Regions from separate parts of the Homo sapiens genome. Here region 1 is linked to region 2. Evidence: read pairs that join two places in POLR2A ChIA-PET (ENCODE). Cell type or tissue: OCI-LY7. All regions are shown on one strand. Links, peaks and the distances in the headings refer to the core of each region. The heading gives the core; the rest is flanking DNA. Region 1 has its middle 24 kb from the start of SCARB1. Region 2 holds the start of LOC101927436 (a long non-coding RNA gene).

Region 1 (4,386 bases), core at 65-4,064, 280 kb after region 2:
TGCCATGCAAAGCACCACAAACCGGGCCGCTTAAAGCAACAGAAAGCTGGGCGCAGTGGCTCATACCTGCAATCCCAGGTCTTGGGGAGGCCGAGGCAGAAGGATCACTTGAGTCCAGGAGTTCGAGAGCAGCCTGGGCAACATGGCGAAACCTTGTCTCTACAAAAAAATACAAAAATTACCTGGGTGTGGTGGTGCCTGGCTGTACTCCCAGCTACTTGGGAGGCTGAGGTGGGAGGATTATCTGAACCCAGGGAAGTTGAGGCTGCAGTGAGCCGAGATTGTGCCAGTGCATTCCAGCCTGGGTGACAGAGTGAGACCCTATCTCAAAAAAATACAAATATATGAATAAACAGAAAGTTTACTCTCTGGAAGTTCTGGAGGCTGGAAGTCTGAGATGGGGATGTCTGCAGGGCCACACTCCCTCTGAAGGCTCCGAGGCTCCTTCCTCACCTCTTCCAGCTTCCAAGGGGCTGGCTGGCAATCCTTGGAGCTCCTTGGCTTACAGATGCCTCTGCAGTCATGGGGCCATCATGACACCATCTTTCCCTGTACATCTGTGTTGACAAGATGGCTCTGCTCTTACAAGGACACCAGTACTGTTGGATTAGGGGCCCAACCTACTCCAGCAGGATGTCACCTTAACTCATCTGCAATGACCCTACTTCCAAATGAAGTCACATTCTGAGGCGTCAGAGGATGGGGCTTCAGCATATCTTTTTGGGGAACACAATTCAACCCATGACAGATTTTATTTTTCTTTTGAGACAGGGTCTGGCTCTGTCACCCAGGCTGGAGTGCGGTGGCACAATCGCAGCTGACTGCAGCCTTGACCTCCTGGGCTCCAGCAATCCTCCCGCCTCAGCCTCCCGAGTAGCTGGGACCACAGGGATGCACATCGTGCCCAGCATTTTTTTTTTTTTTTTTTTTTTTGAGATGGAGTCTTGCTCTGTCGCCCAGGCTGGAGTGCAATGGCGCGATCTCAGCTCACTGCAACCTCTGCCTCCTGGGTTCAAGTGATTCTGCTGTCTCGGCCTCCTGAGTAGCTGGGATTACAGGTACACACCACTACACCCAGCTAATTTTTGGTATTTTTAGTAGAGATGGGGTTTCACCATGTTGGCCAGGCTGGTCTCAAACTCCCCACCTCAGGTGATCCACCCGCCTCGGCCTCCCAAAGCGCTGGGATTATAGGCGTGAGCCACCGTGCCTGGCCTATTTTTTTATTATTACTTGTAGAGACAGGGTCTCCCTATGTTGCCCAGGCTGGTCTCCAACTCCTGGGCTCAAGTCATCCTCCCACCTCAGCCTCCCAAAGTGCAGGGATTATAGGTATGTGCCACTGCACCCGGCCCCATGGCAGATATTGATCATAATAATAGCTGATATTCATTAAGACTGAACTTCATGCACGGCAGTGTTCTAACTGTTTTACATTTTAGCTCATTGAATCCCACATTCACCTCTGGAGTCAAAACCAATATTATGTCTACTTTTCAGATGAGGAAACTGAGGCATAGAGAAATAAAGTAACTTGTTCAAGGTCACACAGGGACACAGCGGGGGAGTAACCAGGCCCGAATTTGAACCTGAGTTGTCAGATGCTGGAGTCTGAGCTTCACAAAATCCAAGTGAAACAGAAAGAACAGAAAGGTCTATTAGATGAAAACAAGGCCCTCCCTCACCCCCGACACCTGTACTCCTCTTGCAAAGTTTGGAAAACATTTGGTAATTAATGTTCTGCAAAAGCAAAGAGTAGAGAGTACAAGATCATCAAAGCACTGTCAGACCGTCAGACTGGCTTTTACCCACCTCACTGCGCAGTGGGAGGGTTATTTTGAATTCCAGCGGAGCAGCGGGGGCCCTTCCTTATCTTCGGGGGATAAGCTCCAGGATCCCTAGCGGATGCCTGAGACCTGAGATAGCACTGAACCCGGTATAGACTGTTTTTCCCCATGATAAAATTTAATTTATAATTCAGGCACAGTCAGAGATTAACAACAATAACTAGTAATAAAATAGGCCATGCGCAGTAGCTCACGCCTGTAATCCCAACACTTTGGGAGGCCAAGGCAGGCAGATCACTTGAGGCCAGGAGTTCAACATCAGCCTGGCCAACATAGCAAAACCCTGTCTCTACTAAAAATACAAAAATTAGCTGGGTTTAGTGACACATGTACTCGGGAATAGCTTGAACCCAGGAGGCAGAGATTACAGTGAGCTGAGATCATGCCACTGCACTCCAGCCTGGGCAACAGAGCGAGACTCTGTCTCAAAATAAATAAATAAATAAAACCAAGTAAAAAATTGAAATATATATATATATAGTATGTGTGTGTGTGTGTGTATATATATATATATAATTTTTTTTAGAGATGGGGCCTCGCTCTGCCACCCAGGCTGGAGTGCAATGGTGCGATCATAGCTCACTGCAGCCTCTACATCCTGGGCTCAAGCGATCCTCTCACTTCAGCCTTCGGAGTAGCTAGGACGGGACTACAGGTGCATGCCACCATGCCTGGCTGATTTTTTTTTTTTTAAGACAGAGTCTCGCTCTGTCACCCAGGCTAGAGTGCAGTGGAGCGATCTCTGTTCACTGCAACCTCCGCCTCCTGGGTTCAAGCAATCCTCGTGCCTCAATCTCCCAAGTAGCTGGGATTACAGGTGCCTGCTACCACACCGGCTAATATTTCTTTGTATTCTTAGAGACAGGGTTTCACCATGTTGGCCAGGCTGGTCTCAAACTCCTGGCCTCAAGTGATCTACCTACCTTGGCCTCCCAAAGCGCTGAGATTACAGGTGTGAGCTATCATGCCTGCTCTGAGTTTTAAAAAATTTTTGTTGAGATGGGATTTTGCTGTGTTTACCAGGCTGGCCTTGAATTCCTGGCCTGAAGCAATCCTCCCACCTCAGCCTGCCAAAGTGCTGGGATTACTGGCAGGAGCCACAGTGCCTGGCCCCCTCGTTATTTTTTATTTCTAGAATTTTCCTGGCAATTTTCCTTCATTCACATCCTTTGATGAACTTTGGCACCATTTTCTCAAATCTCCCAAAATTTTGTGTTAGTATTTTAACTGGGATTGTATGGATTTCTAGTTAAATTTAGCAAGCTCTTGGCATCTTTCCAAAGCTGATTCTTCCTCTCAAAGAACAAAGATTGTCTTCCCATGAATGCAAGTCTCTTTTTATATTACAACAATAGTAGAATTTTTTTAAAGCTTTTTATGTTTGTATCCTCCACATTTCTTGGGAAGTTTGCTGTTAAATATTTCATCAGTACAGTTGCTATTGTAAACAAGACCTTTTCTTTCATTAGAAGTAAAGTGGCTGGGCGTGCTGGCTCACGCCTGTAATCCTAGCATTTTGGGAGGCCGAGGTGAGCAGATCATGAGGTCAAGAGATCGAGACCATCCTGGCCAACGTGGCGAAACCCCGTCTCTACTAAAAATACAAAAATTAGCCGGGTGTGGTGGTGCACACCTGTAATCCCAGCTACTTGGAAGCTGAGACAGGAGAATCACTTGAACTCGGGAGGCAGAGGTTGCGGTGAGCCGAGATTGTGCCTCTGCACTGCAGCCTGGGCAACAGAGCAAGACTCAGTCTCAAAAAAAAAAAAAAAAAGTAAAAATCAAAGTTGTATAAAAAGGGCCAGGCGCGGTGGCTCACGCCTGTAATCCCAGCACTTTGGGAGGCCGAGGCGAGTGGATCACGAGGTCAAGAGATCAAGGTTGTAGTGAGTCGACGTCGCACTCCACTCCAAGCACCACTGCACTCCAGCCTGGCGACACAGCGAGATTCCATCTCAAATAAATAAATAAATAAAGTTAGATTTATAAAGTCGGGTCCAAAGATTGATTCCACAGATTTGGGATGAGCCCCTGAGAAAGCTGCATTTTCAACTAATCCATGCCCCAGCCAATCCTAAGGCAAGCTAATGTCCAAGAACCATTCTCACTGCCTACTACTGTCTGGCAGGGGCTGGGATATCATGGGAGACAAAAAGGCACAGTTCCTATTCTCAAAGAACTTCTATTTCAGTGCAAACCACTGTTTAAAAAAGTAAAAATCGGCCGGGCATGGTGGCTCATGCCTGTAATCCCAGCACTTCAAGAGGCCAAGGCGGGCAAATCACCTGAGGTCAAGAGTTCGAGACCAGCCTGGCCAACATGGCGAAACCCTGTCTCTACTAAATACAAAAATTAGCTGGGCATGGTGGCGGGCACCTGTAGTCCCAGCTACTTGGGAGGCTGAGACAGGAGAATCACTTGAACCTGGGAGGTGGAGGTTGCAGTGAGCCGAGATCACACCACTACACTCCAGCCTGGGTGACAGAGCAAGACTCTGTCTCAAAAAAAAAAAAAACAAAGTTGTATAAAAAGGTGAAAG
Region 2 (4,386 bases), core at 219-4,218:
AGTTCAGAGGGTGCATGGCCCTGCCCAGAACTTGATCTTGGACTTCTGGCCTCCAGAACGGTGAGGGAATAAAACGTCTGTTTTTTGAAGCCACCCAGTTTGTGACGCCCAGTTACAGCAGCCTAAGGACAGGAATATATCCCTGTTGTGCCCAGGCCTAGTCACTGTGGACTTCAGCAAGTGCTGTTCACTTCACCTTCAAAACAGAGTACTTCCCAAATCTGCCCTTCTCAGGCCAGGTGCGGCGGCTCACGCCTGTAATCCCAGAGCTTTGGGAGGCCGAGGCGGGCAGATCACTTGAGGTTGGGTGTTTGAGACCAGCCTGGGCAACATGGTGAAACCCTGTCTCTACTAAAAATACAAAAATTAGCCGATGTCGTGGCGGGCGCCTGCAATCCCAGCTACTCAGGAGGCTGGGGCAGGAGAATCGCTTGAAACTGGGAGGCAGAGGTTGGAATGAGCCGAAATCGTGCCACTGCACTTCAGTCTGGGCAACACAGCAAGACTCTGTCTCAAAAAAACATGGTGAAACAAAACCAAATCTGCCCTCCTCTACTCTTCCAGGGAACACCCTGGTCAGAGCCCCTGCCCTCCCTTGCCTGGACGGTTGCAGGTGCCCCCGCCGACCCCCACAGTTCTCCCAACTCACTATGCCCCCTCTTCCCCCCAGCAGCCAGAGGGGTCCTTTCAAAACCTACATCAGGCCAGTCCCCATGCTCCTAAAGGTATCCTATCCTGCTCCAATTCCAATAAAACCCCAATTCCTTTGAAGAAGGCCCCCATGACCTGGCCCCTTCCAGCCCCTGTGATCTCTCTCCTACCACCACGTCGCTCTAGCCTACTGCTTCTCAAACACACCAAAAACAGTCCCACCTCAGGGCCTTGGCACGTACGGGTCCCCTGGCCTGGAACCCTCCTCCTCACATCTCCACATGGCTCCAACTGTCTCTTTATTCACGTCTTTGCTCAAATGTCACCCTCAAAGAAACCTTCTCTGATCACCTGTAATGAAATCGCCACACATCACCTTCCTCGCCCACCCCACATCATCTCCCTCTGCCCGCTTTGGAAGATGATCTTGTCCGTGGCAGAGTTGCCTTACAACCCACACCCTTCTCACGGGCTCTCTTTGAAGCAGCTGTTCCATTTCTAGGAAACGATTCTACAGAGGTGCTGGCCTGGGGCGCAGAGGCACGGACAGGCCAGGATGTGCCTGGTAGGGTCACTACTGCAGCAAAAGCCGAAAGCCAAGCTCCGTGTCCATCGCGAAGGCACTGGGCATGTGGCTATGCAGCCGTGACAAAGGATGAAGCCATCCCGTGGCCAGGGCGCAGAGTGACCTCCCAGATCTACGTTTCATGTGGCGTTTCTGCCGTGTATTTTTAAACCCGGGGACAAATGTATGCGTAGTAAAGGTCGTGAGGTCATTTGTCTTTGGTGTCTAGCTTGACAGATTTTGAAAAAATTGACCCTTTTAAAAAGCAAACTTTATTTTTCAGAACAGCTTTAGACTCATAAAAAGATTGTGAAGACCGAACAGTCACCCCATACTCCACGCCCAGTTTACCCTACTGTTAGCATCTGACATTAGTATGATACATTGTTTAGAATTTTGTGGGGGAGGAGACAGTGTCTTGCTCTGTTACCCAAGCTGGAGTGCAGTGGTGCAAACATGGCTCACTGCAGCCTCAACCTCCCAGGCTCAAGCAACACTCCTGCTTCAGCCTCCCAAATAACTGGGACTGCATGTGCACGCCACCATGCCTCGCTAATTCTTTTTGTTGTTGTTAGAGATAGGGTTTCGTTCTGTTGCCTAAAATGGTCTGGAACTCCTGGGCTCAAGGGATCCTCCAGCCTCGCCCTCCCAAAGTGCTGGTATTACAGGCGTGAGTCACTGCCCCGGCCCATTTTTCACAATTAAGGAACCAGTGTGGATACATTAGTATCAACTGACATCTGCCTGTTTCAATCTCACTTCTTCCCCAGGGCCCCAGGTGGCATCTGTCTTTGGCCTTCTCGAGGCTCCTCCGAGCCTCTGGGCTGGATAGTTTCTCAGACTCACCTTGGTTTTGATTTGATGACCTTGACAGTTTCGAGGCAGGTGACCTTGACAGTTTCGAGGCTTGCTGGTCACGGAGCTGCAGGATGCGCCTGCATTGGGATTGGTCTGATGTTTTTCTCATGATGAGACTGGGGTGACGGTTTGAGAGAATTTTTCAAGCCAAGTGGGTGCAGGAGACCCATGAAGGCCCCTCCCGCTGATCTTTTGAGGAATATGTATTTCTATCTGTGCATTTCTGCTTGTGTGTTCCTAAGCTACTCCCTGGAAGGACACACAGACACTGGGAACTGAAGATGCTTCTGGGGCGGGCACGCGGGCCCCTGAAGACAAAGTCGGAGAGATGCATGCTTTGCAATGTGTGCCCCGTTGGTACCGATTGAAAAAGTTATTTAACTACACGTATACGAGACTGAACTGTGTGTGTACATTTTAAAATAAAACAAAACGTGCTTCCTGTTCTGCGGCCTCTGCCCCTCCCCTCGGCAGCCCTGAGGCTTGGCCAGGGTCCAGGAGGAAGGCGCGGGGAACAGGTTGGCCCAGTCAGCTGGCTGGGACTTCAAAGGAAAGCGCCGCTGGGGCCCACCTGGGGCGCAGCGGAGCACCTCCCACAGAGGGAAGGAAATGCCAGCCCTGGGGCGACCTCAGAACATCTGCAGGGACAAGGGTGTGTCAGGCCACCTGGGCAAGCGCTTTACCTCTCTGTGCCTCGGTTTGCTCATCTGGGAATTGGGGATGTTGAGAGCACCTGAGTCCCAGCACTGCTGTGAGGGTGAACGTGATCCTGAACGCCAAGGGCTTGGCTAGGCTTTTCACGCGTGCTCTTCACACCGAGAATACAATCAAGCCCCACACCCACCCCCAGCCCGCAGAGTCCTATGTGAGCAGCCCCTGTCCACTTCTCAGACCCCATCTCTCTCCCCAGCTTCCTCCCGACCCAGGTCCAGCCACACTGGGCTCCGAGCTATTCCCACCCCAGGACCGTTGCACCAGCTGTGCCCACCACGAGAGCATTTCCCCCAGACACCCACGTGGCTTCCTGGCAGGTCCTTCTGGCTGGGTCACAACCCAATCCCCTACTGAACTGGACATTTCACCACCTGCGTTCTTGAACTCTGACGAGGTTTAAGGCAGATATGGGCACAGGCAGATAAGGGGCGTAGGTGCATGGGGGGTGTGTAAGGGCCTGCCTGGGAGGCTAGCCTCAGAGGCTCTGGGAGACGAATTTTCTCTTCTTGAGGGAGCCCCTGGGGGTGGGAAGGTCCCTGGTCCTTCAGTCCTGAAACTCGGTTGTAGAGTGGGTGAGAAGGACAGGGTGGGCAGAGGGATAGGACTGGGGTCCCGGAGGATGGAGGGGAAGACCCCAGACAGGGGGCCCCAAGCTAAATCTAGCAGAGGGGCCCAGACCCTGACAACATAAGGTCACAGCCAGCTACCCAGGGCCCCGCATGGAGTCCCCACTCCCCTCTTACCAGCTCAACCTCTCTACAAACCTCAGTTTCCCTCCTGTGTGCCTGGAACAGCTGTTGCAGGCGCTGTGAGGCAGGGATGGGGGAATTGAGGAAGGTCCTCGAGGCTGGGAAGTTGAGGCTGGCAGCCGAGACAACTGAGGCGTGAGGAGCACAGCTCTGTGCCCAGGCAGCTGCAGGAAAACACCCCGAAGGGCCATTTGCGGGGAGCCCCCAGTCTGTCTAAGTGACAGATGTTATTCCGAGAAGAGCCTCTCTCTACCCAGGATGCTGAGTTCCACAGGATGCCTGCAGCAGGGCTGGCCTGGGAGGTTGTGCAGATTCAGCATTGCACAATTTTGGGGACCCAAGGTTCCAGAGAGGCTTCCTGGAAGGGGGGCTCAGGATGAGCCATTTGGCCCCCCCTTTGTCTCCCTTCCACCTGAAAGCTCAGTTGGAACAATCCCAGCCTCGCAAGGCTGACTTGATGCCGCGAAGCGATGCTGAGTTAGTGCTGCCTTTGCTGAGACTCACAGCTGAGTAAAAAAAAGAAAAAGGAAAAAGGCAGAATTTTTTAAAAGCTGCCATCAGCACAGGGCGCCCAAGCTGCCCCTGCCTCGCCGTGACCTTTGGAGGGATGCACGCACGGCCATAAGCATCACGTGGGGCCACGGTTCGGACTGGCGCCAGCCTCCTGAGTGAATCCCGGCACTGCCACTTCCCGGGTGTGTGGCCCCAGGTAAGTCAGATAACCTCTGTGGTCTCAGTTTCTCTTTGCATAAAATGGGATTAATAACAGAGCTTGCCTCTCCATGGTTCATGTTGGGGCCCCTGCTCTCCAGGCCTGTGGGGTGCATCTGGCTGTGTCTATGTGAGTGC

The links. ChIA-PET counts read pairs that join two places held together with the same protein. Peaks named below come from ENCODE experiments on the same cell type or tissue, not always from the same donor. Only the 100,000 strongest peaks of a DNase experiment are listed, where the experiment ranks them.
Region 1: POLR2A ChIA-PET joins it to region 2 with 5 read pairs; 1 of 35 experiments calls an interaction of 5 or more read pairs at or near these places.

What each region holds. Positions count from the first base shown.
Region 1 is chr12:124,885,495-124,889,880 of GRCh38, forward strand. No RefSeq gene overlaps it. Among named protein-coding and RNA genes, the nearest start is that of SCARB1, 24 kb to the left of the region's middle. RefSeq lists a cis regulatory region at 1,626-2,075 and an enhancer at 2,518-2,627. In OCI-LY7, for the core only: no CTCF peak of the experiment used is centred there; DNase peaks (open chromatin) are centred at 597 and 2,477; H3K4me3 peaks cover 1,859 bases; H3K27ac peaks cover 3,457 bases.
Region 2 is chr12:124,606,641-124,611,026 of GRCh38, forward strand. LOC101927436 (a long non-coding RNA gene) reads right to left here and starts at 2,504. Exons shown (of 4, transcript XR_242964.4): 1 at 2,063-2,504; 2 at 874-1,002. RefSeq lists an enhancer at 2,832-2,961. In OCI-LY7, for the core only: a CTCF peak has its summit at 2,639; DNase peaks (open chromatin) are centred at 2,021, 2,631, 3,111 and 3,751; H3K4me3 peaks cover 1,864 bases; H3K27ac peaks cover 2,153 bases.